Regions from separate parts of the Homo sapiens genome. Here region 2 is linked to region 1. Evidence: read pairs that join two places in POLR2A ChIA-PET (ENCODE). Cell type or tissue: HepG2. All regions are shown on one strand. Links, peaks and the distances in the headings refer to the core of each region. The heading gives the core; the rest is flanking DNA.

The links. ChIA-PET counts read pairs that join two places held together with the same protein. Peaks named below come from ENCODE experiments on the same cell type or tissue, not always from the same donor. Only the 100,000 strongest peaks of a DNase experiment are listed, where the experiment ranks them.
Region 2: POLR2A ChIA-PET joins it to region 1 with 7 read pairs; 2 of 35 experiments call an interaction of 5 or more read pairs at or near these places.

The regions. Positions count from the first base shown.
Region 1 is chr2:7,951,195-7,954,110 of GRCh38, reverse strand. All of the region lies in intron 2 of LINC00298 (long intergenic non-protein coding RNA 298), which reads left to right. Among named protein-coding and RNA genes, the nearest start is that of LINC00298, 24 kb to the left of the region's middle. In HepG2, for the core only: no CTCF peak of the experiment used is centred there; no DNase peak of the experiment used is centred there; H3K27me3 peaks cover 1,240 bases.
Region 2 is chr2:7,834,670-7,837,585 of GRCh38, reverse strand. The region is part of intron 1 of LOC105373408 (a long non-coding RNA gene); the gene reads left to right. Among named protein-coding and RNA genes, the nearest start is that of LINC01871, 110 kb to the right of the region's middle. In HepG2, for the core only: no CTCF peak of the experiment used is centred there; DNase peaks (open chromatin) are centred at 1,385 and 1,735.

The DNA.
Region 1 (2,916 bases), core at 153-2,652:
TCTTTTAGGTCTTTTTTGTGCACTTACAAAACAGACATGAATATACTTATATATACACACTTCACCTATGTCTTCTTTAATCACACAATGACCTTTGGGGGCTTATAAATGGACAGACAAGGCAATGTTTCTCTCCATTTTTTAAACCAACTTAACTTTCCCACATGGCCGAAAATTATTTCTATATTTCTAGGGCAAAAGCTTCCTCCATCAAAACAGCAGGAGACTATCCTAACCTGAGGGCATGGCCAGGGTGAGCTGTGAGTGAGGGGAGGCCACATTGTTGCCCCATGAGACAGGTTCATCCATCTTGAGCTCACATCTCCTGGGAGCAAAGGACGCCCCCTGTGCAAGTGTCTGCTCTTGTGGAATCGGTGAATAATGAATGCAATGCTTCTTTTTGATGCCACACACCCCCGAGCCAGGTGGCAAGCTCATGACAGGCAGTTTTTTGCTCCTGGAATGCTCTGGTCCCAAGCCACAGGAGGTGGTCCACTGGGGGACCTGCACCTGTCAGATTTCAGGCATTGTCATTGATTAGACCACTCCTCCAGGCTGGCTGGAGCCATACGTGCATCTCAGAGAGAAATGGACAAAGGCTTCCCAGAACAGATGTTGCTGCTGGAAGCGAGGAAATTTCCCTCACTGCCTAGCGCTGCTGGGGCCCAGCTGGGCACAAGAGCCAGGCTTCAGCTACACACACACCCTGGGCTCCAGGCCCCTTGCAGGTAGCCAGACGTGCAGAGGCTGACAGATAAAAGGCTGCTCTCCAGATGTCCCCTGCCGAGGGTGAGGTGGCCTGTCCAGAAATGTCGTGTTTGGCAGCTGCTGAAAGCCCCCTCTCCCTGCTGTTGGCTCATAGCTCCTGCATGGATAGGAGAGAGGCTAGCATTAAAGTCTAAAGAGACAGCATTAAAGAGAATTTAAAGGGAATTTTTGCCCTCACTCATATAGATACAAAACTGATAATGGGATGCACCTTCTTGGTATCTCATTAATGACATTTTATAACATAATGAGAGCCACAGGATTCTGCTAACCTGTACTTCTGATAATGCCACCCATCCATGGCTTCCCAGCGATGCCAAGACAGAATTCAACTTGTTCAGATGGCTTCAGCTTCAAGATGGACAATTCCACACACCCTCAGCTCACATGTGTAAATAGAACGTGGTTTTTTGATTTTTCTGTCACTTCCAGAACCTACTTTATGAGTGCTCACCCTTCTGGGCAGCAGAAAAATATGGAGTTCCCAGATGAGGAGTTTGTAGCCTCTTTTAGTTCGAATGCATACTTTTACTTTGAATATTGACTATGAACAAAATTCAGCTGTTTCTCATGATTTCAGTGGCTGTTTTTAGCTATTGTAGTATCTTGTAAATGCTAAGTGACTGTGCATCCCCGGGGTCACCCACCCACACCGTGGTGGCGTTGTCTGTGTAACGTCCCTATTGGCTGCATGGATAACTTAGCTTGTTGCCTCTGCATTGCCACATCTGGGAAGTGGTGACCTGGGAAGAGATGGATAAATAAACAAAAGAAGAAATGAAAGCGCTGTTGTGAGCCAGGGATTTGTGGCAGCGAGGGGTCGCTGGGCTGTGTGAGTGGCTTGACTTCAGTGGAGGTTCATCAGGAGGGGTGCCAAGGAAATGAGGATCCCAGGCTCTCGCTGGGGTTAGAGCCCAAAGACCTTGAACAACTGCATTCTTGACATTTTGATATCATTTTTTCCTTCTTGTTTTCTTTTTTTCCCCCCATTTTTTGTTTGTTCCTAGAAACGTGGCCAGGAAGTATGCAGTCACTGTTAGCTACCTCACCCCACCAGGGCTGAGCCTCACAGGGCTCTCAGCCACAGCAGTGGAGGCTCCTCTGAGAAGCCTGTGCAGGGCTGAAATCTGGCGGGGAGCAGGGAAGGGGTGGGAGGTGTGGGCCGAGGTCGTGATTTCGCAGTGCACGGAGTTGGAAAGTTCAGGACTCTCATCTCCTGCTTTGTGAATCCGCACAGCTGACTTTGACCAAGGTCCACCTAGACAATTGTTTCTGCAAAATGTAATTTGGAATAATAAGTTCGGTGTCCACTATTTCCATGGCAATGGGCAACAGGAAGGAGGCTGGGCTGCCTTCTCCTTACTACATTATCCCTTGTTGTCATAATGCTTTTCTTAATAAAATACGCTCACATCAACTTGATAAGAAAGAAAAACTTCAATCCAGGGTTATTTGTCCCTGCAGTTTTCTCTGAAATTAAATAAATAAACATACTAATAGCCAACATTTGCTTTATGTTATTCGCTCTCCTAAGTACCTTACATTCATTCATTTGCTTAATTTCCATAACAACCCTATGAGATAGACCTTCTTATTGTGCCATTTACAGAGGACACAGAGGCACAGAGAGGTTAAGCTACTTTCCTGAGGTCACACAGCTAATAAATGGCAAAATCATGCTTCCAACCTGTTGTTCTGGCTCAGAGTCCATGCTCCTAACAGCTTTGCTATATTGTCTTTCAAGAGAAAATGGAGTTGTGCCATTTCCAGGACAGTGACCATGATGGCAGGTGGCTTTGCTGGCAGTGAGCTGAAGGAGGAACAGGGTGGCCCTCTCTCCCTGCCCTGGGAGGGAAGTAGCTCCACCTTGCAGGATTTGCAGGAAACCTGGAGGCTCTTGGAAGCAGCCCCTAGGAGAAGCTTTATAAACTGACTTTCACCAGTCCCATGAAGGCCTGGCTTCCCTAAAAACAGCTCCAGAGAAGGCTTCCTTGTCTTTTTGGGCACAAGCCACTGCTGGTGACCAGGAAGGATGCTCTACAGTGGGACAGAGGCCATGCCACTCAGGTTAGCTCAACCAGAGTCAACTCTGAAGTGTGAACAAAGGCACATGTGGTACAGGCCACACGGCGGGGGCTGGGCCCGCTG
Region 2 (2,916 bases), core at 161-2,660, 120 kb after region 1:
ATAGAATTCAGTTCCTTACTGTCCTGGTTTGACAAATTCAAGAAGCCTTAGACAGAACCTCATTGTTTGGTGCCTGGGGAGAGTGGGAAGCTGGATGCACAGACGGCTCTCCAAACAGGGAAGTCTGTGCAGAGCAAGTGCCTGTCCTCGAGGGTGATTCAGAGGGTCCTCCTTCAGGAGAGTAACAGAAGTGCCACTTGTGTCACAGAAGACTACTGTAATTAAAAAGGAAAAAAGAATGTGCATATAATCAAGTCCAAGGATTACTATATGCTGTTTCTTGCATGCCCACAAACATGTCTGCTCAATGGGCACAATGAACAGCAATTGTCTTCTCCAAGCAATGAAAACCCAAGTAGCCGTTGTCAGTGATGGTGGCATCCTACGGGCTCTCAGTTTGAAGGAGCTTATTGGTAATCGCATGATGTCTCCTCCCTGGGTCAAGCCTCGGAGACGTAGGCATCAGCATTCCTTCTGCATGCCCCCCGAACCCAAGCAGCAATGAGTGCTTGTAAAAGCCACTGTTTGGTGAGAAAGTGAGGACATGGAGCTCTAGCTTCAGTTTTCCCAAACTATCCAGCTGTGCATTTGATCTTGCACCAAACAATGGCAACTTAGATGACAAGCTGAGGCCTTAATCCCCCAAACCAAATGAAATTTCAATGGCCACAAAGGGGTTTCTTCTTTTATTCAGCAGATGTAAGATCAAGGCAAAGTTTTCCCCTGTTCCCTAAGCCCACTACAGCAATGGAGTTTCCTTCTCACCTCTCCAGTGACAGAGAAAGGCCAACTTACAAAAAAAAAAAAAAAAAAAAAAAAAGTAACTCAATCAACCAGAAGCAGAGCCTTTCTTCCATCTATATCATTTTTAAAGCAATCAAGCTACCATTTTCCACCTAAAAATGGGGTTCCGTGAATGTTCTTGAACTTGAGATTCTATCTCCTCTCCTGTTCTCTGATGGTGGAATGCGGATGCAGATCCAGAGAGAAACTCTTTTGTTCTAGATCAGAGCTTTCCAACCTGAGTTCTTGAATGTGCATAGGTTTGTTGAGCTATTGATTCTCCTGTCCTCAGGGCAGAAATTCCTGAACCTGACCAGTAGATTTTATAAATACCACTACTTTCTATGTGTACCATTACATGAAAACTTGGGGAAACACTGTTCCTGCAAACACCTTCCAGCAATTTTGTTCTTTGCCATCCTGTTTATCTCAGCTGCCACATCCAGGATTCATCAAGGTACTGCTATCCTCACGTAGGTCATAACATCTCTGGAATATAAGAAAATCCTATAGCCGCCTGCATAGACACATTCTCCAAGCACACTCTGTTTTTTCTTTGTAACTACTATTCAAAGTTCAGGCATGCAGAGTACAGGTCACGCCTTTGTGAATTAATGGCTCTTTGATGTTATGACCTAGAGTTATGAAATAAGTGAGGACCAAATATTACTTAAGTTTACCTACCAATCCCACTCTGAAGTTAGCTCATTAGTTACGTTGGTTTATTTCCCTTCTCAATAATATGCTTAGCTACTACTGTGGTTTGGATATAGTTTGTTTGTCCCCACTAAATCTCAAGTTGAAATTTGATCCCCAGTGTCGTGGGAGGTGTTGGCTCAGGGTAGTGAGTGAGTTCTGGCTCTCCTAAGACTGGATTTGTTCTTGAGAAACAAATTAATTCCCCGGATAGCGGGTTGTTATAAAGGCAGGAAGCCCATCAGGTGCGGTCTCTGTTTGCACTTGCATGTTCCCACTTCCCCTTTGAACTTCTCTGTCATGCTTCAGTGCAGCACAAATGGCCGCACTAGAAGCCGAGCACATGCTGCTGCCATTCTTCTTGCACAGCCTGCAGAACCATGAGCTAAATAAACCTCTTTATGAACTAAATTACACAGCCTCAGGTATTTTTTTATAGCAACAAAAAATAAACTAAGATCGCTCTTGTCCATCCAAGTTCACAGGCAGTGATAAATAAAGTGTACCAGGTTTGGGTGATGATGTTGCTTAAAAAATATAGCAACCCTGAAATTTGCAGCCACAATAGTGATGTGACAAAGCAAGTCCTTGACCAGTAGCACATCTCAAAAATGAAATATTCTCCAGCCTTTCCCACAGAGAAATCAGAGACCAAACATTTCAATTTCCTTTATCCTATTACCACAGACATTAGACCTGAGAGACGCAATGAAGCATATCCTGTCTTCTATTTATTTCTGCTTAACGCCAGTTGGAAGAGCATCTCTGAGTGCCAGGTTCAGGTCTGATTTCCTTCCTGAAATTGCAGTCTGGGTCTTACTCCACTGACACTGATACAGAGCCAACAGAACATTCCATAGAGTTAATAAGACACAGGCAACTCCAACTCCCAATTTGACGAACTTAAGGCATCTGCAACTCTACAGTTCACTGTCCACATTAGCAAGACTTTAGCCTTTGACTGTCTATATTAATGTAATTTTTCTCTTCTAGGAAACCTTTGCCGAGATGATAAACTTACAAATTACTTTATGGTATCTGGGTCTTCTCAAAAATATATTTATCTGGAGAATAGACTTGTCAACTGAGTCCTTATCCCCATCTCAGGCAATAGATTGCTTAACTAGTCTCAGTAAATAACTGTTTTCTCACCAAACAATGGCCTATTCTTGGAAACTTTCTTCAAAGTCTCCTTTTGCTGCACCCACTGGTCCCAAACTATAATGCATGCGCTTTACATAATCCCAATTAGCCCATTCCTAATAGCATGAAAAGACTTATCTTAAAACAGAAACTCAACCCTCGCCAAAACCATAGAACTCCCCTCAGATGCTATTTAGATGCTGTCATAATGGTTTAGTGGATTCCTTGCTGCAGCAAGCAGTAAACTCAGCTTTACTATATCAATGGGTTGTTTTGGTGCCCTTTTGGGGGAAG